Regions from separate parts of the Homo sapiens genome. Here region 1 is linked to region 2. Evidence: chromatin loops called from intact Hi-C (ENCODE). Cell type or tissue: ascending aorta. All regions are shown on one strand. Each heading gives the region's core, and the rest is flanking DNA. Links, peaks and the distances in the headings are about the cores only. Region 1 overlaps MAP4 (microtubule associated protein 4). Region 2 has its middle 31 kb from the start of MAP4.

Region 1 (11,959 bases), core at 2,401-10,400, 49 kb before region 2:
CTTTGGGAGGCTAAGGCAGGAGGATCGCTTGAGGCCATGAGTTCCAGACCAGCCAGAGGAACACAGTCTGACTGTCGCTATAAAAATAAAAGGATAAGCAAGGCACGCGCACCTGTAGTCCAAGCTATTCAGGAGCCTGAGGCAGGAGGAACGTTTGAGCCCAGGAGTTACGTTAGATGTTGCAGTAAGCTATGATTGTGCCACTGCACTCCAGCCTAGGTGACATGGAAAGAATCTGTCTTTTCTTTTTTTTTTTTGAGACGGAATTTCGCTCTTGTTGCCCAGGCTGGAGTGCAACAATGGCACGATCTCGGCTCACGGCAACCTCTGCCTCCCGGGTTCAAGTGATTACTCTTGCCTCAGCCTCCTGAGTAGCTGGGATTACAGGTGCCCACCACCACGCCCAGCTAATTTTTTTGTGTTTTTAGTAGAGACAGGGTTTCACCATGTTAGCCAGGCTGGTCTCGAACTCCTGACCTCAGGTGATCCACCCGCCTCAGCCTCCCAAAGTGCTGGGATTATAGGCGTGAACCACCGCGCCCAGTAAGACCCTGTCTTCAAAAAAAAAAAAAGTGTCAGCAATCAGCAGTAGTTTACTGAACCTCATCTAAGAACAAAATCAAACTTAAAGTTAGATGTATAATAAAACATTAATGAAGTCTAGGGCCCTTCCATCACTTCTAAAGATGTATTCAGAAGAACATCTTGTTTAGAATGTTCTCCAGGAAAAACACAAATATGAAACCTGTCATTATGGCAAAAACCATCAGTCCGATAATGTATAAAAATCAGACCCACAGCAGAGAAGTCTCCATTCATAAAGAACTCACTAATTGCACCAGATTTCTACAAGACTAAATAAGGCGGCTTCCTTCGTTTTTCTTATTTGATGTCTCCAAACAGCCATCACCCCTTCCTTTAAGTTAAGACTTCTACAACTTTTAGGAAGCTGGTATGGAAAAAATGTAGTAATTTACAACCTATCATAATTATAAACTTTATTATTATTATTATTTTTAGAGACGGGGTCTCTCTCTGTCACCCAGGCTGCAGCACAGTGGTGCTTTTATGGCTCACTGCAGCCTCGACCTCTGGGGCTCAAGTGATTGCCTCCTACCTCAGCTTCCTGTGTAGCTCGGACTACAGGCGCACACTACCACGCCCAGCTATAATTATAAACTTTAAACATGGTATCTTCAACAAGTTCGTGGAAAATGCATTCTATGAAAAAATTATTCATGGATTTCAAGGGAGTTTTTTTGTATCAAAATAACTCATACTCCAGCCTGACCAATATGGCGAAACCCCATCTCTACTAAAAATACAAAAATTAGCTGGGCATGGTAGCATGTGCCTATAAGCCCAGCTACTCAGGAGGCTGAGGCAGGAGAATCTCTTGAACACAGGAGGTAGAGGTTGCAGTGAGCCGAGACTGTGCCACCGCACTCCAGCCTGGGTGACAGAGAGACACTCCATCTTAAAAAAAAAAAAAAAAAGCTCATACTAACTTGTTATAACACGTCTGAACAGGATCTAGTTTGAAGCACTAAAAAGGATAAAACATCAGTTTGAAAAGAGCCCCTAATAAAGCAACATGAATTCTGCTAAAATTGAAGCAAAAGCAAATGGTAAATTTATGGTGAAGCTTGGATGAAAGAATGGTGAAATCACTGATGCTTTGTGTAAAGTTTATGGGGACAATGCCCCAAACAAATCAGTAGTTTACACATGAATAACTTGTTTTAAGACATCAGCCAGATGCAGTGGTCCGCACCTATAGTCCCAGCTACTTGGAAGGCTGAGACAGGAGGATCACTTGAGCCCAGGAGTTCAAGGCTGTAGTGTGCTATGGTTACACCTGTAAATAGTCACTATACTCTAATTTGGGCAATGTAGTAAGACTCTGTCTCAAAAAAAGAAAAAAAATAAAGGAGGAGATGATGTTGAAGATGAAGCCCACCGTGGCAGACCACCAATATCAATTTGAGAGGAAAAAAGAATGATCTAATTGAAGAGGATTGACAATTAGCAGAAACAATAGCCAATACCACAGACATCTCAATTGGTTCAGTTTATACAATTTTGGCTGATAAATTAAAATTGAGCAAACTTTCCACTCAACTGGTGCCAAAATGGTTGCATCCAGATGAGCTGCAAAGAGCAGAGCTTTCGATGTAAATTTTAAACAAGTGGGATCAAGATCCTGAAGCATTTCTTTGAAGAATTGTAACAGGAGATGAAATATGGTTTTACCAGTATAATCCTAAAGACAAAGCACAATCAAAGCAATGGCTACCAAGAGGCGTAAGTGCTGTAGTCAAAGCAAAAGTGGATCAGTCAAGAGCAAACACAAGAGTTTTTTAGGATGCTCAAAGCACTTTGTCTGTTGACTTTCTGGAGAGCCAAAGAATGACAACATCTTATTATGAGGGTGTTTTGAGAAAGTCAGCCAATGCTTTAGCAGAAAAACAGCCAGGAAAGCTTCATCAGAGAGTCCTTCTCCACCAGGACAATGCTCCTGTTCATTCCTTTCATCAACAAAGATAATTTGTGACAGTTTTGATGAGAAATCATTAGGCAACCACCTTACAACAGTCCTGATTTGGTTCCTTCTTTTTTGTTTCCTAATCTTTAAAAAAATCTTTGGTAGCAACAAAAAATTAAAAACTTAAACCAAAAAAAACTTTAAAGGGCATCCATTTTTCTTCATTTCTTCATTTTTCTTCATTTAATAATGTAAAAAAGCCAGGCACAGTGGCTCACACCTATAATCCCAGCACAAAAGAAAAACAAATATTTACTCCAAAAAATTTGGATTCCTTAATGGAAAACGGGAAAATCTATTCTCTCTTAATCCATAATGCACGGTGGAGACATTTGTTCTTTGACTGACTAACATAAACAAAGAAAACCTAGTATGAAGAAAGGAATGATAAGATGTAAATATGGTAGCAACTAGTCATGGTTGAGATGCTCTTCCCATCCTAATATTAACTTACCCTCATCAGTCATAGGTGAAAGAAGCTAGCTGCTTTTCGTTTTCTAATTTCCTTTAACTGTGCATTGTTTCCATCATCTGGGAATGAGCCTAGGTGGATAAGGACAGTGAGGTGGTAGCAGTAGATTTTCTTGTGCTTCATCTTGAGTTATTTGATCCATGTAACATTAACTTGGCCCAAGAGGAGGAAAGTTTTTAAGACATTATTTTATTTATAAAAAATTAAATCCTCCCTGCTACTTTTGATATGTAAATGGTGGCTCATGCCTGTAATCCCAGCACTTTGGGAGGCCAAGGCAAGTGGATCACCTGAGGTCAGGAGTTTGAGACCAGCCTGGCCAACAGGGCGAAACCCCATCTCTACTAAAAATACAAAAATTAGCCAGGCATGGTGGTGCAGGCCTGTAATCCCAGCTACTGGGGTGTTGAGGCAGGAGGATCGCTTGAACCTGGGAGGCGGAGGATGCAGTGAGCAGAGATCGTGCCACTGCACTCCAGCCTGTGCAATAGAGCGGGACTCCATCTCAAAAAAAAAAAAAAAAAGTTCATTAACTCAGAAAGACTACTCCAGAAATTGGCGAGTGGTTACTCCAGGAAGGAGAACTGTCTGGCTAGGGTGTAGGGATTGGGAGAATTTGTTTTACCGTACATCCCTTTGGACCAATTGGATTTTGTACATGTGTATTTTTTAGCCTGTTCAAAAAATGTATGAGTTTCTGGAAAATTGAATTAAAGGATAAAAATAAAATATGAACTTTACTTCTCAACATAAGCTTTTGCAACATCAAGATACTTTTGTAAGCAATGATAGCAACTTTTTTTCTTTTCTTTTTTTTTTTTTTTTTTGAGACAGAGTCTCGTTCTCTCGCCCAGGCTGGAGTGCAGTGGCACGCTCTCCACTCACTGCCACCTCCGCCTCCCAGGTTCAAGTGATTCTTGTACCTCAGCCTCCTGAGTACCTGGGATTACAGGTGCACACCATTACCCCTGGCTAATTTTTGTATTTTTAGTAGAGGTATGGTTTCACCATGTTGGCCAGGCTGGTCTCAAACTCCTGACCTCAGGTGAGCCACCTGCCTTGGTCTCCCAAAGTGCTGGGATTACAGGCGTGAGCCACTGCACCTGGTCTGGAGTAAATATTTATATGGATATAATTAGAACTCTCGGTACTTTTTTAAATGAGTTGTGGTCTGCCCCCCCTCCCCAACACACAAATTAAACATATATTAAGGAAGCAGGTTTTCTTCTTCCACTTGGCTGTAGAAAGCCAAAAGCAACGTCACTCCCACCCTAACAACAAGAAACAGCCATATCAACTACAAAAAACTTGAATTAATTGGAAAGCCACCTAGTAGTATGAAATCCAAAGAAAAACAAGCCCCTCCAGGAAATATGGGAGGTGAACACCAGCTCTCCTGTATCAGAGCATGTGCAGAAGAGACATTGGGTACCCTACAAGCAGGTAAGAAAAATTCAAGTAAAAATTGTAGTGATTTGTCAAAGGTAAATGAAGGCTAGCATGAGACTATGGGGCCCCTCAAATCCACAGACACAAAGGGAATTCACACTCATTTGCAGGATTGTCTTCACAGATGTCTGCCGCATGCTCACAGGAAAGATTGGAAGCAGGGTGAGGGACCAGACAGAGCCTCCCTCCATGGTACAGACCTGGAGAAGGCCACCACCATTAAGGGAAAAGCATGAACCCCTCCCACTGGGATCTTTCTCTCCTGGGGAAGGAGTACAAACCCTGTCAACCCCAGAGCACACAAGAAGACCGGCTGTAGCTAGGGAAAGAGTAATAGAAACATACTTTATAAACCTGAGAGAGGAGCAAGAAAAACTCCTCATCCAGGATCCTACACCAATACCATGAGAAGACGCTACTACTGTGAAAAGGATAATAACGTTGAGAAAGACCCAAACCGTGAGATTAAGCACAGGATTAAGCACAAAATGGGACAATAAAAAAACAAACTCTGCCTGCCACCTGGCTAGAACTCTTCCGATAAGAGAGAAAAGAGCATGGACAAGGACCCCTCTGAGGCACGGGTACACAGGGAAGGCTGAAAGAGTGGAGCAAGCACATTAAAGAAATACCTTCCAGGGCCTCAGTCCCCACTCTAAGCATAGAATTAAAGGGATTGAAGACAGTAGTACACTGAAGGCAATTACGGTAATGACAAAACCCAAAACTAGCTCAGCTCCTGTTAAAATGACTAAACCCAAGAGACATGCCTATTTCCAACCATAACACCTTTTGGCCTCAGCCTACTATTTTACATGTGAGATCCAGCATTCAATCAAAAACTAAGACACACACACACACACACACACACACACACACACAGAGCAATCAGACTGAGAGATGACCCAGATTTTCAAATTATCACACAGAGATTTAAAACAACTATGATTAATATGTTAAAGTCTACAGTAGAAAAGGTGGAAAACATAGGTGAACAGATGGGAAATTTTGACAGAAATAAGGAAGCTTATAAGAGAGGCAAACAGAAATGCTAGAAATTAAAAACATAAAAAATGCTAAAGTAGATAATGCCACTGAAAGCTCATCATTAGATTCAACACAACTATGAAAAGATCAGGGAATTGGAAGATAGGTCAAAAGAAAGTACCCAAAGTAAAACACAAACAGAAATAAAGAGAGAAAAAAACCAACAATGCATCCAAGAGATACAGGACACTATCCAACAATTTAACAAAAATATAATTGGAATCCCAGGAGAAAAGAAAAAGAATGGGGCAGAAGAAATATTTTAAAAGATAATGGCCAAAAATTTCCCAGCTGACTTAACCACTTCAAAAGCACAGATCAAGAAGCTCAGAAAAGCCCAAGAAGAAAACTTCCAAAATATCATCTAAACACAACATATTTAAACTGCTAAAAAAAAAAAAAAAAAAAGATAAAATCTTAAAGGCAGACACAAAGAGGAATTCACAAAGGAAATATTTTTAAATATTTTTAAATGAATGAAAATAAAAATACAACATATCAAAATCCATGGGACACAGCTAAAATGGTGATTAGAGGGTAATTTATAACATTAAGTAATTACATTAGAAAAGAAATGTCTCAGATCAAAACCTGATTTAAGCTGTCACCTTAAGAAACCAGAAAAAGAATAAATCAACTTAAGTAAACAGAAGAAAGGAAAAAACAAAGATATGAGAAGAAATTAAAAACAGAAAGACAATAGAAAAAAATTAATGAAACCAAAAGCTGGATCTTTCAATACAATTGATAAACCTCTACCTAGACTTATCAAAGAAAGAAAGAAAGAAAGAAAGAAAGAAACATCACAAATTACTAGTATAAGAAATGAAAAAGGGGACATAATAGATCCTACAGACATTAAAAGCATATCTCCATTAATCTGCAACATTTATGCCAGGAAAGGGACCAAGGAATTCCTTGAAAGATACAAACTACCAAAGCTAACTTAAGAAACAGATAACTGGAATAGTTCTATGATCTCTGAAAGAAACTAAATTCCTAGTTTAAAAATCCGACAGAAAATTCCAGGCCCAGATAGCTTTATTGATGAATTCTATCAAACACTGAAAAGAAGAAAAAATATCAATTCTATGCAAACTATTCTAGAAAAGAGAAAGAAGGGAACACTTCCCAATTCATTTTATGAAGTCGGCGTGACCTCAATTCTAAAACTGGACAGAAGACATTATGAGAAAACTACAGACCAATTCCCTCATGAACACAGATACAAAAATACTCAGCCAATTATTAGCACATCTGATCCAGGAAAATGGCAAATTTCTCTTAAAGGCTTTAATTATGCTTTAATCCTGAGGTGGGATGACTCCAAAGACAACAAATGGCATCTGATTCCAGTCTAAATGAAGTTCTGATATAACCGCAGAATTTTATTTAACTTTTCAAAGCTACTTTCAGAGAAAAGGCACAGTAGACAGTTTAATTTAGGAAATTAAGAAGAAGATTATATGGTTGTTGAAACATTAGAGAAGAAACATTAGGGTTAAAAGTCATCCACAGACTCATGAACGCTCACTCAAAGGGTGGTAAGTCTACCTCCTCGGTATCTAACAAAGAAACATAAAGTTACTAGCCTACACTAAAAAAACTCAGCTCAATTCTCAGTTTCCAAGATTATACCAAAGGCATAATCCCTAACCTGCTTTCTGAACATATATAAGCAGTCTGGTTTAAATACTTACCTTCAATCTGGCTAGTTTCTGAGCACGGTTTCTTCTTTGACTCTGAGTTCCCGGTTTTCTCATCAACATCCAGGAGAGGAATATAGTCTGTTTTTCCAACAGTTTCTCCCACAACATCATCAAAGGCCTCTGCCTCTAGTGTGGCAATGAAGTCCCGCTTTATCTCTCCCTCAATGTCTGGAGATGGTTCTGTTAATGCATCTGCAAGACTGAGGTCAGCCATTCTGCACCACTGCAACTGCCTGGTGAAGAGGAAAAAGATCTTTCATGTAACGAGCACTGCAAAAGGAAAAACATTTCTAGAAACTCTTGTCAATTGTTTGAAACAAACAAAAGAATCAAAATCTAAGATTTTACAGCTAGAAGAGGCTCCCTCATTTGAAAGATGAGAAAAATAAAGCTAAGAAATGGACAGTCTGACCCAAGGTAACTCACCGCTAGTTACTCTTTTCTCACATTTCTGGGGGTGGAGGGAGGTGGTGGTGGCAGGACAAAGCAATTGCAATTGTGTCCTTTCTATTTATAAGAAAAGTGAGGTGTAAAAAAACCCCACAATCAACATATCCAAAGCTATAGCCAGTAAGATTCAAATCAGGTCTTTACATAGTTACATTACTATCGGACAAATGAAATCAACTTTCTTGACCAAAGACTGTGAGTATGGATCTTATCTTGGAGTGAGTACCTGCTTCTTCATGAATCACTTGTGGATAGTCCTGTCAACCAAACTACTTAGCCCTGCCAGCATAAAAAAAAAAAGACACGTTTCCCTCAATTAGCTAAGGGAGATGGTCCCTCTCTGTAGTCACGTATATTACCATTTTTACAGACTACCAGCTTCTTAATTACATAATCTGCAGTTAAGTAAATCTACTGGCAGCCATAAAAAAGAACGAGATCATGTCCTTTGTGGGAACATAGATGGGAAGCAGGAGGATATTATCCGCAGCAAACTGACGCAGGAACAGAAAACCAAATACCACATGTTCTTACTTGTAAGTGGAAGCTAAATGATAACTTACGAATACAAAGAAACTGCAGACACTGGGGTCTCCTGGAGGGTGGAGGGTGGGAGGAGGGAAAGGAGCAGAAAAGATAACTATTGGGTACTAGACTTAATTGAAATAATCTGTACAACAAACCCTTGTGACATGTGTTTACCTATGCAACAAACCTTCACATATACCCTTGAACCTAAAATAAAGTTTAAAAAAAAAAAAAAAGTAAATCTATAAGCAAACCATAGGTGAATAGCCTAGAAAATACAGAAATAATGTAGTAAAAAGAGCCAAAGGGGCCAGGTGCAGTGGCTCACACCTGTAATCCCAGCACTTTGGGAGGCCGAGGCAGGAGGATCACTTGAGACCAGGAGTTCAAGACCAGCCTGGCCAACATGGTGAAACCCCATCTCTACTAAAAATGCAAAAATTAGCAAGGCATGGTGGTGGACACCTATAATCCCAGCTACTTGTGAGGCTGAGGTACGAGAATCGCTTGAACCCGGGAGATGGAGGCTACAGTGAACCGAGGTTGCGCCACTGCACTCCAGCATGGGCGACAGAGGAAGTCTCCGACTCCCCCATCAAAAAAAAAAAAAAAAAAAAAAAAAAGAGCCAAAGGCCTGCAATAAATTGGGCACCATTCAAATGCAGGGCATAATAGGAAATAAAGTGTGCAAGGTACTACGCCTGCTTTCAAAAAGTCTAACAGAAACTCCAAGAGACTCCATAGGATAAGTTGACATATAAGCTATGTTGTTGACAAGGTAAATACAAGTCAAACAGATCCTTAGTTGCACAATGTAATGGCCACTACTTGTGTTTGTCCAGAAATCTATTCTTCCTATCTCCCCTAATACAAACCAATCCCTACCCCTATAGGGTTTGGGACATGACTAGAGTTGGGTCAATCAGAAGTCAAGAAGAAGACAGTTGGAAAGGATCATTTATTGACTACACGCTGGAAGAAAAGTCCATGAGTGACAGCTATTTAGTTGCCCTGGTTGACTACTTCAAGTCTAAGTGAGCGGCCTTCATCTTTCTTTTGCCTAATTTAGCCAATCTATTTCTGTTGTTTACAATGGAAGAATCTCAACTAATACACAGTCTTTCTCCAACCCAAACTTGAAAAAGTAAAAATATACTATGATTCAAGCCACTTAATTTTCAGGCTTTCCTTTCAAGCTGTTATCCACCGTCTACCTCTCTCCAACAAATGTACTTAGGAAAAAGAAATAGAATTAAAGCAAGGAATATGGTCCTATCTTCCTTCCTTCTTATTTTATCTTCATCTTTGTTCCCACACACTCCTCTCCTCCCACTTACATGCTGTGAGGCTACCATGATTACAAAACATGTACAAAGCAAATACTTCCAGACCCTGAAAAATCAGAAGTCATCGTACCCCCAATTCCCAAATCCAACAAGCAAAGGGTGTTGCTATATATTAGAGTGGTGGCACAGAGGCTTAAGAATCAAGATCCGATACCCAAATAAGTACAGACAGGATAATTAAGGCCAGGGGCAAGATCTACATCTTCTAGGCAAGTGTCTAGAAAAAAAAGATAGTATGTGTTCAGTACTGGGAATGCTGGAGATAGTTTGTCTCTACCTATATGGAGCTTAGTGAAAACATTCATTACATATTCTTTATATTATCTAAGAAAAAAATACAATACCAAGATTTGGAAAGATATTAAATAATCAATTATATTTATATAGACTTCCAAATAAAATCTAAAAATTTCAAATAAATTTAAGCCTTCTTCCATGTGCCTAATTTTATGAGTTTTCCTATTTGAAATAACAACCTTAATTCCTCATCAATAATTTTAAATGATTATCTTTTCAAATTCTAGGTAGTACCATTATACAAAAATGTAGTAGAAAAGAGCTGTTTCTCTGATTTCTTTTCTTTTTGAGGCAGAGTCTTGCCTCACTGCAACCTCCACCTCCCAGGTTCAAGTGATCCTCCTGCCTCAGCCTCTCTAGTAGCTGGGATTACAGGTACGCACCGCCACACCCAGCTAATTTTTGCATTTTTAGTAGAGACAGGGTGCCACCATGTTGGTTAGGCTGGTCTCGAACTCCTGACCTCAAAGTGATCCACCCACCTCGGCCTCCCAAAGTGCCAGGATTACAGGTGTGAGCCCCTGCGCCCAGCCTGCTTACTTTTCTTAAAGCAAATGTGATATTTAAATTTCCTGTGACTATACTAATGAGTTCCTAAATCATATCTTTTTATTTTTTATTTTTTTCAGACAGAGTTTCACTCTTGTTGCCCAGGCTGGAGTGCAACGGCACCATCTCAGCTCACCGGAACCTCCACCTCCCAGGTTCATGCGACTCTGTCATCATACTACTTGGAATTTGATGAAGTTCATTTAGGTCTCAAAAAATGTCAAAAGATACGTGTGACCCAGATGTGGTGGCATGCACCTGTAGTTCTAGCCTTTCAGGAGGCTGGGGCAGGGAGATTGTAACTAGGAGTTCCAAGCTATAGTGTGCAATGATCACGTCTGTGAATAGCCACCACAACTCCAGGTGTGGAGCCACGATTGCATCACTGCACTCTAGCCTGGGTGACAGAGCAAGACTCTAGTCTCAAAAAGAAAAAAAAAAGAAAAAAAAAATCACACTCTGAGCCAGGCGTGGTGGTTCACACCTGTAATCCCAGCACTTTCAGAGGCTGAAGTGGGAGGATTACTTGAGACTAGGAATTCAAGACCAGCTAGGCAACATACTGAGACCCTGCCTCTACAAAAACTAAAAAAAAATTAGCTGGGTACGGTGGCATACACTTATAGTCCTAGCTACTCAGGAAGCTGAAGTGTCACAATCGCTTGAACCCGGGAGTTTAAGACTGCAGTGAGCCATGATTGTGATGGCACCACTGTACTCCAGCCTGGGTGACAGAGTGAGACCCTGTCTCAAAAAATTTTTAAAAATAAAAATAAAAAATAAATAGGGTACAGAGGCTCATGCCTGTAACCCCAACAATTTGAGAGCCTGAGGCAGCTGGATCACTTGAGGCCAGGAGTTCGAGACCAGCCTGGCCAACACGGTGAAACCCCATTTCTACTAAAAACACAAAAATTAGCTGGGCGTGGTATCACATACTTGTGGTCCCAGTTAGGAGGCTGAGGCATGAGAATCACTGGAACCTGGGAGGTGGAGGTTGCAGTGAGCCGAGATTGCACCACTGTACTCCAGCCTGGGTGACAGAAAATTTGTCTCAAAAAACAAAAATTAAATTTAAAAACTTTTAAATAAATAAGTAAAAAATAAATCACACTCTGGCTGTTAACATTAAGGCCAAAAATAAATAAATAAATAAATAAATAAATAAATAAATAAATTTAATTCCATTTAGAAATATCTAATAACTATAATAAAGTTAAATCCAATTTAATCAGTCTGTTAGAAGAAAAATAGCGACAAGAGCAAATTATGTCAAAGAAAGACACGCACTGAGAGAGTTTAATAATAGATGTCATAAAGAAGCTGTTGAATCTTCTCCATAAAAAAGTAAATATGGGCCGGGCGCAATGGCTCACACCTGTAATCCCAGCACTTTGGGAGGCTGACGTAGGCAGATCACAAAGTCAGAAGATCGAGACCATCCTGGTTAACATGGTGAAACCTCCTCTCTACTAAAAATACAAAATATTAGCCAAGCATGGTGGTGGGCACCTGTAATCCCAGCTGCTCGGGAGGCTGAGGCAGGAGAATCGCTTGAACCCAGGAG
Region 2 (11,959 bases), core at 1,837-9,836:
TGCTCCTGCTGCCCAGGCTGGAGTGCAGTGGCACAATCTTGGCTCACTGCAACCTCCGCCTCCCGGGTTCAAGCGATTCTCCTGCCTCAGCCTCCTGAGTAACAGAGATTACAGGCACATGCCACCATGCCCGGCTAATTTTTGTATTTTTAGTAGAAATGGGGTTTCATAATGTTGGTCAGGCTAGTCTCAAACTCCTGACCTCAGGTAATCCACCTGCCTTGGCCTCCCAAAGTGCTGAGATAACAGGCATAAGCCACCGTGCCCGGCTGAAGTGAACAATTTATACTCTGAAAAATTAAAAAAAAAAAATTCCTGAAAGAAATTAAGGAAGATTTAAATAAATGGAAAGACATTTAAGTTCATGGATCAGAAGATTTAACATTGCTAAGATGGCAATGCTTCCCAAACTGATCTACAGATTCAGGCACAGTGGCTCACTCCTGTAATCCCAACACTTTGGTAGGCCAAACTGGGCATTATTACTTGAGCCCAGGAGTTCAAGACCAGCCTGGGCAACATGGCAAAACCCCATCTCAGTCTGGGTGATGCGGTGCGACCCTGTGTCCAAAAAAATACATGAAAATCACACCAAGCTTCTTTGTAGAAATTGACAATCAATCCTAAAATTCATATGGAAATTCAAGGGACCCAGAATAGCTAAAACAACCCTGAAATAAAAACAAGGTTGACGGACACATACTTTCCACTTTCATAACATACTACAGAAAGCTATAATAGTCAAGACAATGTGGTACTAGTATAAGCACAGACAAAGTCCTGGGAGGGTAGCACACCCGAATTCCACCAGGAGAGATGCTCCTGCTCTCAGGACCTTTCCAGACCTTGTCTTATATATCTCTTCAGCTGGCTATTTATGTGTATCCTTTAAAATATCCTTTGTAATAAACTGGTAAACATGTGTTTTCGAGTTGTGCGAGCTGCTCTAGCAAGTTAAGCCCATGGCTATAAATGGGAACACCAATTTATAGCCAGTCAGTCAGAAGCACAGGTAAAATAAGCGGGAGCTTACAACTGGCATGTGAAGTGTGGGGAGAGGCAGTCTTGGAAACTGAGCCCTCAACCTGTGGAATCTTGATGCTATCTCCAGGTTGATTATGTCAGAATTGAGTGGCTGTCAGCTGCAGAAATGACTGCTTGCTTGCCTGCTGGTGGGGAGAAATCCCCACACATCTGCTTTCAGTAGGGTGCTATAAGAATATCAGCAGTAGGAGAAACGGAGTTTGTTTTTTCCACACACACCTGTATCTAAAATACCAAAAACTCTGGCAACTTAATAATAAAAAGGCAAATTAATTTAAAAATGAACAAAGAATCTGTACATTTCTCCAAAGATAATATACAAATGGCCAATAAACACATTAGTCACCAGAAAAATGAAAGTCAAAACCACAATGAGATCCTACACCCAGTAGCATGACTAAAATAAAAAAAAACAGGTAATGAATGGCAAGTGTTTTAGATGTGGCAAGAACTGGAACCCTCATATACTGCTAATGAGAACATAAAATGGTGCAGCCACCTTGAAAAAGTCTGGGAGCTCCTCAAAAGATTAAACAGAGTTACCATATGAAAGCAGAAATAACCCAAATGTTCCTCAACAAATAAATGATAAATAAAATGAGGTACATACATACAATGGAATATTATTCAGCCATAAAAGGGAATAAAGTCCTAATACATGCTACAAGATGGGTGAACCCTGAAAACATCACAAAAGACCACCTACTATATTAATCTGTGTATATAAAATATCCAGAGTAGGTAAATTTATACAGAAAGTAGATTCATGGTTGCCTGGGGCTTGGGGTTTATTGTATTAGGGAGTGATAAAGAACATGGGATTTCTTTTGGGGGTCATGAAAATGTTCTAGACTTTACTGCACTAATGGTGCACATGTCTGTGAATATACCAAAAAACAATGAATTGTACATTTTATTTATTTATTTATTTTTTGTGATGGAGTCTTGCTCTGTCACCCAGGCTGGAGTACAATGGCATGATCTTGGCTCACTGCAACCTCCGCCTCCTGAGTTCAAGCGATTCTTGTGCCTCAGCCTCCCAAGTAGCCGGGATTACAGGCACGTGTCGCCATGCCCGGCTAATTTTTGTATGTTTAGTAGAGACGGGGTTTTGCCATGTTGGTCAGGCTGGTCTCGAACTCCTGGCCTCAAGTGATCTACCTGCCTCGGCCTTCCAAAGTGCTGTGATTACAGGCATGAGCCACTGTGCCTGGCCTGAATTCTACACTTTAAGTGGGTGAATGGTATGGTATATAAAATATATCTCAACAAAACTGTTACCAAAAAGAGAGATAACACCAAACACATGAAACTTCCTTCCTATGAGATTATTCTTAATACTAGCTTTAAGGATATTTCCTTTTTGCATTACTTTTAGAATATTTTCTACAAATATTATTTTCAGTCAGTCCAAGTTTTTTAAAAGCAAAACTTGTCAAAGGAAACATACTTTGTTAGAGATGCATATACAAACTCTGCAAAGAAAAGGCTAGTTAGGGGGTACCCCTAAAAACTAAGAAGAAAAATTAAACTTTCCACAGTTTACAAACAGGCAGCTTTCATTTTACACAATAGTGCAAAACCGTAAAAGTAAGAATGCACGCTGAAACCATGCAAAGTGATCATAATAATTAATGAGAAAAACTGCAATTGCTCTGTAATCTTTTTTTTTTTAAAATTGAGACGGAGTCTCGCTCTGTGTCCAGTCTAGGGTGCAGTGGCGCGACCTTGGCTCACTGCAATCTCCACTTCCTGGGGTCAAGCGATTCTCCTGCCTCAGCCTCCTGAGTAGCTGGGACTACAGGCACGTGCCACCACACCCAGCTAATGTTTGTATTTTTAGTAGAGATGGGGTTTCACCATGTTGGCCAGGATGGTCTCGATCTCCTGACCTCGTGATCTGCCCACCTAAGCCTCCCAAAGTGCTGGGAGTACAGGCGTGAGCCACTGCACCCAGCCGCTCTGTAATTTTTTTTTGTTTTTGTTTTTTGAGACAGTCTCACTCTGTTGCCCAGGCTGGAGTGCAGTGGCGCAATCTCGGTTCACTGTAAGCTCCACCTCCCAGGTTCATGCCATTCTCCTGCCTCAGCCTCCCGAGTAGCTGGGACTACAGGCACCCGCCACCACGCCCGGCTAATTTTTTTGTATTTTTAGTAGAGACGGGGTTTCACCATGTTAGCCAGGATGGTCTCGATCTCCTGACCTCGTGATCCACCCGCATCAGCCTCCCAAAGTGCTGGGATTACAGGCGTAAGCCACAGTGCCCGGCCGCCACTCTGTAATTTTTAAAAAATTTTGGGCCAGGCACAGTGGCTCATGCCTGTAATCCCAGCACTGGGAGGCCGAGGTGGGCAGATCACTTGAGGTCAGGAGTTCGAGACCACCCTGGCCAACATGGCGAAACCTCATGTCTACTAAAAATACAAAAATTAGCCAGGGGTAGTGGCACACGCCTGTAATCCCAGCTACTTGGGAGGCTGAGGCAGGAGAATTGTTTGAACCTAGGACGGGTTCACTACAGAGGTTGCGTGAGCTGAGACTGCACCACTGTACTCCAGCCTAAGTGACACAGTGAGACTCCATCTCAAAAAATAATTTAAAAAATAAAATAAATATTACCCAGGGGTGGTGGTGAGCACCTGTAATCCCAGCTACTCGGGAGGCTGAGGCAGGAGAATTGCTTGAATCCAGGAGGTAGAGGTTGCAGTGAGCCGAGATCACACTACTGCACTCCAGCCTGGGCAACAGAGCAAGATCCTATCTCAAAAAAAAGAATTTTTTTTTTGTTGAGGCCAGGCACAGTGTCTCACACCTGAGATCCCAGCACTTTGGGAAGCTGAGGCAGGCAAATCACCTGAGGTCAGGAGTTCAAGACCAGCCTGGACAACATGGTGAAAACCCATCTCTACTAAAAATACAAAAAATTAGTCAGGCATGGTGGTGCATGCCTATAATCCCAGCTGCTAGGGAGCCTGAGGCAGGAGAATCGCTTGAACCCAGGAGGCGGAGGTTGCAGTGAGCCGAGATCGCACCACTGTGTTCCAGCCTGGGTGACAAGAGTGAGACTCAGTCTCAAAAAAAAAAAAAAAAAAAATTTCATTGAAACATTAAAAACTCTGTCAGTTATAATTATAGGAAAATTGAAAGAACAGGAAAACTAATCATTAATGCACTAAAGCAGGAGGTGAGCGAAGGGCAGGCGAGCATCTCTGCCTCCTGTCACATCAGTCGTGGCATTAGATTCTCATAAGAGCACAAACCCTACTGTGAACTGTGCATGCGAGGGCTCTAGACTGTGCACTCTTTATGAGAATCCAATGCCTGATGATCTTCTGAGGTGGAAGAGTTTTATCCCGAAAACATCCCCTCCCCCAGCGTCCCCTTCCATGGAAAAACTGTCTTCCACTAAATCAGTGCTAAAAAGGTTGAGGACCACTGCACTAGAGAACATAGAAATATTGAAAATTATAATGTTTAAGTTCTTTGAAAAAATTTATTAGGGGTAGTTTAAATAGTGCTTACATTCTTCTCATCATACAATAGAGACGGGGTTTCACCCTGTTAGCCAGGATGGTCTCGATCTCCTGACCTTGTGATCCGCCTGCCTCGGCCTCCCAAAGTGCTGGGATTACAGGCGTAAGCCACCGCGCCCGGCTGCAATAGACATCTTTTCTATGCCTTAGCCAATTGTCACACTCCTGTCTGAGTCTGGAATAGCATCAAATACTTTATGTTTCATATTTCAATATCACAGAATACCTTCGAGAGTTCTTTCACTACAAAATTTCTTGCATCACTTCTTTTTTTTTTTTTTTTTTTTACCAAACCACTTTCTTCACTTATGTAGATAAGCTCACCTTCACTAAGTTATTTCGGCTACATATCCAGAGTGTTTTGAATGAGAGCATCAGCATTCCCTCAGTGATCTATTTCTTCTATAACTCCATTTGAGTTCAATTTGAATTTCACTTCCACTGTTGTTACTTTTTGGTTTTTTCCTGAACTTTCATCTTTTTCGGCCAATTCTCTCTATCGGTTATCGATTTTTCTTAACTATCACATAGATTTATCACTGGGAGACAAGGAGGTAACACAAACCCATGCTTTGCACAGTTGTTACTTATGTAGTGACAGAAGAGCTGGCAGCGAATTTTGTACTTTATACGATTATTCACAGTTAATATGCTGTGTAAAATTTAAACCATGTTATTAGGGAATTGGTATTATTTAACCAAACCATGGTAAGTGAAAGTGTATATGAGAACCACATAAAGCAACAACTCCCTGTATATCACATCACAAAATCACAGAACTTAAAAGCCTTCTTCACAGTAATCTAGCCACAGTGTGTATGTGGACCCTTGATGTAGTATTAATGACCCGTCTACTTCCTGCCTGACCATTTCAAGTGATGCCCACATTACTTCACAGGGTGGCTCTTTCATTGTTGAACACTTCTAACAGTTAGAAAAATAAAGCCCCCAGCTAGTATAATGGTCAAAAGCACAGGTTCTAAAATCAGACCACCTGAATTCCTATCCTTTCTTTTCCTCTGTTGAGCTAGGTAAATTTGGGCAAGGTATGTAATCTCTCCATGACTGTTTACTCATCTATAAAATAAAAATGTTAGCCGGGCGCGGTGGCTCACGCCTGTAATCCCAGCACTTTGGGAGGCTGAGGCGGGTGGATCACGAGGTCAGGAGATCGAGACCATCCTGGTTAACACGGTTAAACCCCGTCTCTACTAAAAATACAAAAAATGAGCCGGGCGTGGTGGCAGGCGCCTGTAGTCCCAGCTACTCGGGAGGCTGAGGCAGGAGAATGGCGTGAACCCAGGAGGCGGAGCTTGCAGTAAGCCGAGACCACACCACTGCACTCCAGCCTGGGCAACAGAGTGAGACTCCGTCTCAAAAATAAATAAATAAATAAATAAATAAATAAATAAATAAAAATGTTAAGGCCTTCAATCATGAAGTTGTTATGAGGGATGGCAAGTGTTCAGTAAATTATAACCTATATAATTTATCATATTATCATCATCGTCTGTAGAGTGCTTAGTCTTCCTTATCCATCCCCATGTACTTTGGTTCAAACCCCTCACCTAGATTCTGCACTAGACTCAACTGAACACTGACAGTCTCTCACCCAGTTCTCCATATGGTCACCAGAATTATCTCTCTAAAAATAAAATCTGACTCCGGTCAGCATAAACAATTTAGCCTAAAGCCATCAGGTAGGGTAGAGCAAGCAGAGCAAAATCAGAGTCTTCGTTTAGGGGTGGGGAGGAAGCCATGGTGGCTGAAAGCAGGGTATCAAATACCAAGCAAAGTGGGGAGGGAATTCATGTGGTAAGGTGGCCTGGCCCAACATAACTTATAAGGAGTCAAAAGACGGCTACTATTTTAAAAAGATGACATGAAACCTACAAATTGAGGAAACACAATAGTCCAAGAGGGAAAGAAAACCCAACATCTGTCAAGTAGACACAATTACTTACTTTAACTCCATGTTTTCTTGTTTCCTTGTAAACACATGGGTGTTTTGGTGTTCGTTCATTTTGTTATTTTCTTAGCACTGGTTTTCACAAAATTCACTTTCGGAATAAAATTTCATTTGGAATGATGTCTCTCTTGAATTTGTCAACAAAAGGAAACTCCTAGTGATGCCTCATCATCAGCTACACAAATATTTGGTATTTGAAAAAATGCTGGTTCTTTAAAAAACACATTTGTGGTTCTCTATCACTTAAAAAATAAAGAGACAGAGAGAGATGTTTGGCACAGTGACACACAGCCTATAGTTCCATCTACTTGGAAGGCTGAGACAGAAAGGATTGCTTGAGTCCAGGAGTTCAAGGCTGCAATGAGCTATGATTATGCCTGTGAACAGCCACTGTACTGGGCAATGTATCTAGACTCCCATCTTTTAAAAAGAGAGAGAGAAAGAGAAAGTACAAAAGAGAAAAGAAAATGACAAGAACAAAGAAAAAAGCAGACAATATTAACTGTGAATCTAAAATAGGTTGTAGAGCTCCTCCTGATGCTGTAACCTGATCATGGTGCACACTGATAAGCTCCCATTACAACATAAGAAAGCCACAGACAATGGAGCAAGTCATCACCTTCCTTGTATTACAATCTCATGTCCTTGCTTTGGATGCTGTGCCTCCTAACCACACCTAGTAAAAGTAGCATCACTTATTTGGCAACATCTAGTATTTAAGAACCAAGTAAAGGCCTGAAAGGAATTACCAGGCAAGACTGGATGGTACTGTGCAAGGAACACACACTTTATCATCAGGTAGATCCAGATCTCAATTATCTTTTTTTTTTTTTTTTTTTTTTTTTTTTGAGACAAAGTCTTCACTCTGTCACTCAGGCTAGAGTGCAGTGGCAGCGCCAAGGCTCACTGCATCCTCAACCTCCAGGACTCAAGTGATCTCCCACCTCAGCCTCCAGAGTAGCTGAGACCACAGGTGCATGCCGCCACACTGGGCTAATTTTTTAAATTTTTTTGTAGAGACAGGATCTCACTATGTTGCCCAGGCTGGTCTCAAACATTATGACACTGATACATAACTGTTAACTAGACTACAGACCTTATTCAGTTTTCACTATTTTTTTTAACCTGCATTTGTGTGTGTATTTCTAAGCAGTTTTGTCTCATGTATAGATTTTTATAACCACAACTGCAATCAAGATACAGAACTGTTCTGCTACCTCTCTGTATTTATAGCCCCTCCACCTACTACCCCCCTGTCCCCTGGCAATCACTAATCTATTCTTCATCTTTACAGTTTTGTCACTTTGAGAATGTCATATAAATGGAACTATATAATATGTGACCTCTTGAGATAAGCTTTTCCACTAAGCACATTACCCTTGTAGTCTATTCAAGGTGTTGCAGGTTATCTATAGCTTGCTTGTTCCTTTTGATTACTCAGTAGTATTCCATGCTATGGATGTCATATGTTTTGCTTTACACTTGTTGACACAACATTTGGATTGGTTCACATTTTGCTGTTTTGAATAAGTCTGCTATGAACAGTTACGTACAAGTTTTTAAGTGAACATAAATTTTATTTTATTTGGAGTAAATAACCAAAGGAGTGATTTCTGGGTAGTATGGTAAGTACATGTTTAATTTTTAAAGAAACTGCCAGCTGGATCCAGCACCTGTAATCCTAGCACTTTGGGAGGCCAAGGCAGGAGGATCGTTTGAGCCTAGGAGTCTGAGACCAGTCTGAGTAACATAACCGTACCCTGTCTCTACAAAAAATGCAAAAATCAGCCGGGCATGATAGTGCATACCTATAGACCCAGCTACTTGGGAGGATGAAGTGGGAAGATCACTTGAGCCCAGGAGTTCAGGTTGCAGTGAGCAATGATGGCACCACTGCACTCCAGCCAGGGTAACAGAGTGAGACCAGGTCTACTAAAAAAATTGACTAGTAAAAATTAAATTAAGGCCAGGTGTGGTGGCTCATGCCTGTAATCCCAGCACTTTGGGAGGCCAAGGCAGGCGGATCGCGACGTCAGGAGTTTGAGACCAGCCTGGCCAACATAGTGAAACCCTGTCTCTACTAAAAACACACACACAAAAAAATAGCTGGGCATGGTGGCGCGTGCCTGTAGTCCCAGCTACTCGGGAGGCTGAGGTAGTAGAATTGCTTGAACCCAGGAGGTGGAGGTTGCAGTGAGCCGAGATCGCACCACTGCACTCCAGCTTGGGCAACAGAGTGAGACTTCGTCTGGGAAAAAAAATAAATTAATTAAATTAAATTAAAAATTTTTGGCCGGGTGCAGTGGCCCATACCTGTAATCCCAGCAATTTGGGAGGCCAAGGCGGGTGGATCACCGGAGGTCAAGAGTTTGAGACCAGCCTGGCCAACATGGTGAAACCCCGTCTCTACTAAAAATACAAAAAGTAGCTGGGCGTGGTGGCACACACCTGTAATCCCAGCTACTCGGGAGGTTGAGGCAGGAGAATCGCTTGAACCCGGGAGCCAGAGATTGAAGTGAGCCGAGATGACACTACTGCACTCCAGCCTGGCAAAAGAGCGAGACTCCATCTCAAAAAAAAAAAAAAAATAGTAAAGTCAAAAGGCAAATAACGGAGTAGAAGAAAATATTTGTGTTACATGTACTACACAATGGATTAATTTTTATAATATACTAAGTGCTCTCACAAACAAACAGAACAACTATCAACAACCCAACAGAAAAATGAGTCCAGGACACAAACTCTTCATAGAAATCCAAATAATAAATGTGAAAAAAAAATTCAGCCTCTTTCATCTAAAAAGAAATACAAATTAAACAATGAGATACTATTTTTCATTTCTCAGAAAGATTCGGTTTTCATTTAATATTCCTGTATTATCTGATTTTCTTAGTGTTGTTTCAATTTATCATAAACTTAAAAAAAAAAAAAAACTATAGAGGACGTGCGCGGTGGCCCACAACTGTAATCCCAACACTTTGGGAGGCTGAGGCAGGCGGATCACAGGTCAAGAGATCGAGACCATCCTGGCCAACATGGTGAAATCCATCTCTACTGAAACTACAAAACTTAGCTGGGCATGGTGGCGCATGCCTGTAATCCCAGCTACTCGGGAGGCTGAGGCAAGAGAATCGCTTGAACCCAGGAGGCAGAGGTTGCGGTGAGCTGAGATCGCGCCATTGCACTCCAGCCTGGGCAACAAGAGTGAAACTCCATCTCAAAAAAAAAAAAAAGGCAGAAAGCCAAAACTATTCTAAAAGATTTTTCTTTAATCCCTCATATATCGCGGTACAAAAATTGACAAACAGAGAAAAGAATGGAAGAATGAGGGAAGGGAACACAAACATCTTGGATTCACAGTCTATGCAAATGCTAATCAAATCACCTTTGAAAACCATTCAATTTCCACACACACACACACACACACACACACACACACACTTAGGCTGGCTGTGGTGGCTCATGCCTGTAATCCCAGCACTTTGGGAGGCCAAGGTGGATGGATCATCTGAGGTCAGGAGTTCAAGACCAGCCTGGGCAACATGGCAAAACCCCGTCTCTACTAAAAATACAAAAATTAGCTGGGTGTGGTGGTGTGCACCTGTAATCCCAGCTACCAGGAGGCTGAGGCAGGAGAACTGCTTGAACCCGGGAGGCAGAGGCTGCAGTGAGACAGAGCAAGACTCTCTCTGAAAACAAAAACAAAAGAAAATTTAAAAAATTAAACACACACACTCAGACCCACATATCCTTTTCAAGTCAACCAAACCACAGCCAGTCTTTAATTTCTTTATAGCACCATTGAGACTCTTAAATTTCTTTGAAATAAACTATAAAAATCAGACTCTTCTACACATTCTTTTTTATGGTTATTGATTTTGGCAAGATAGGAGGATTAAAAGAGGGAATAGTCTATACAGCTATGTGAAGTCTACCAATCTAGATATCCATCAATTATGAAATAACTAAGAATCATTTTAGTTCAAACTACCACCACATAATCATGTTCATTCAACAACTACATCCCAGGCTCTAGACTAGGGTTCATGGCTCCCAGCGAGGACATCATACTATTCCAGACTAGACTAAACTGAGTCCCTTAGGTCCCTAAGACTCTTTTTTCTATCATCTGTATAACCCCAATACATTTAACAATTTTACATAAATTATAAATCGACCATGTAAGATAATATCCTACTGCCAATGTGAGGGCTAAAAATTTGATCTTGCAATTTGTTTAGTCTAACTCTCTTCCAGAGTTTCTTAACACCTTCACTACTGAAATTTTGGACAAGAAAATTGTTATGAGAGGTTGTCCTCTAAACTGGAAGATGTTTAATAGCATGCCAATAGCACCTTCCCAGTTGTGACCCATGAGAATGTTTCCAGACACTGTCAAATGTCCCCTAAAGGGCAAAATCACAACTCTACCCCTACGCCAACTGAGAGCCATACACCATAAAAATCTAGGAGTTGTGAGTGCAGGGAAATGGAAGGATTAGGTGGAAGAGTAGCTAAGGAGAACAGGGTGGGTTTTTTTGTTTTTGTTTTTTGAGACAGAGTCTCGCTCTGTCGCCCAGGCTGGAGTGCGGTGGCGCGATCTTGGCTCACTGCAACCTCCACGTCCTGGTTCAAGCTATTCTCGTGCCTCAGCCTCCCGAGTAGCTGGGATTATAGGCGTGCACTATCACACCCAGCTAACTTTTTGTATTCTTAGGAAAGACAGGGTTTCGCTATATCGGTCGGGCTGGTCTTGAACTCCTGGCCTCAAGTGATCTACCCGCCTCAGCATCCCAAAGTGCTGGGATTACTGGTGTGAGCCACCGCGTCCTGCCTGAGTAATGAAAATGTTCTAAAACTGATTGTGGTAATGGATGCACAACTGTGAAAATACTGAAAACCACTGAACTGTACATTTTAAGTGGCTGAACTGTATGTTTTATAAATTGTATCTCAATAGAGCTATTCTTTTTAAAATTCAGATTCTGGACTCCACTCCAGATCTCATAAATTAGAATCAAAAGCAGAAAGCCAAAACTATTCTAAAATACCTTCCAGGATCACTAGGAGGACATTTGGGGTTCACAGCCAGACAGTGATGAACATCTCAAACCACAAGATGCACAGAACGGCTAAGAGGAAAATGAGCTTGCTGTGCACTACCCAATGGTTAACTGCTTGGAAAAATATGGAAACTGATAACGTGTTAAATATGTTCAATAACACATCTCAAATTTATGTCTAAGAACACATTTCAATTTCAACTCCATGTTAAGTTGAAAGGATAGCTTCCCAAATTATGACATATGTACCTTCACCTTTAAAGAAACAGAAACTAAAACAACTCCAAATATTATATGCTTTTACATCTACATTCATTCATTAAGTGGTTTTATAATTACTGGTTTTGAGT

The links. Hi-C counts contacts between places; a loop is a spot of excess contacts. Peaks named below come from ENCODE experiments on the same cell type or tissue, not always from the same donor. Only the 100,000 strongest peaks of a DNase experiment are listed, where the experiment ranks them.
Region 1: it touches region 2 in a loop (2.0-fold over the local background); 2 of 110 quality-filtered maps call a loop at or near these places.

What each region holds. Positions count from the first base shown.
Region 1 is chr3:47,991,425-48,003,383 of GRCh38, forward strand. It overlaps MAP4 (microtubule associated protein 4), which reads right to left. Exons shown (of 21, transcript NM_001385682.1): 2 at 7,214-7,455. The coding sequence starts at 7,436. Among named protein-coding and RNA genes, the nearest start is that of MAP4, 19 kb to the right of the region's middle. In ascending aorta, for the core only: no CTCF peak of the experiment used is centred there; no DNase peak of the experiment used is centred there; H3K4me3 peaks cover 1,219 bases; H3K27ac peaks cover 6,411 bases.
Region 2 is chr3:48,041,141-48,053,099 of GRCh38, forward strand. It overlaps a transcript of MAP4 not described here. Among named protein-coding and RNA genes, the nearest start is that of MAP4, 31 kb to the left of the region's middle. In ascending aorta, for the core only: no CTCF peak of the experiment used is centred there; no DNase peak of the experiment used is centred there.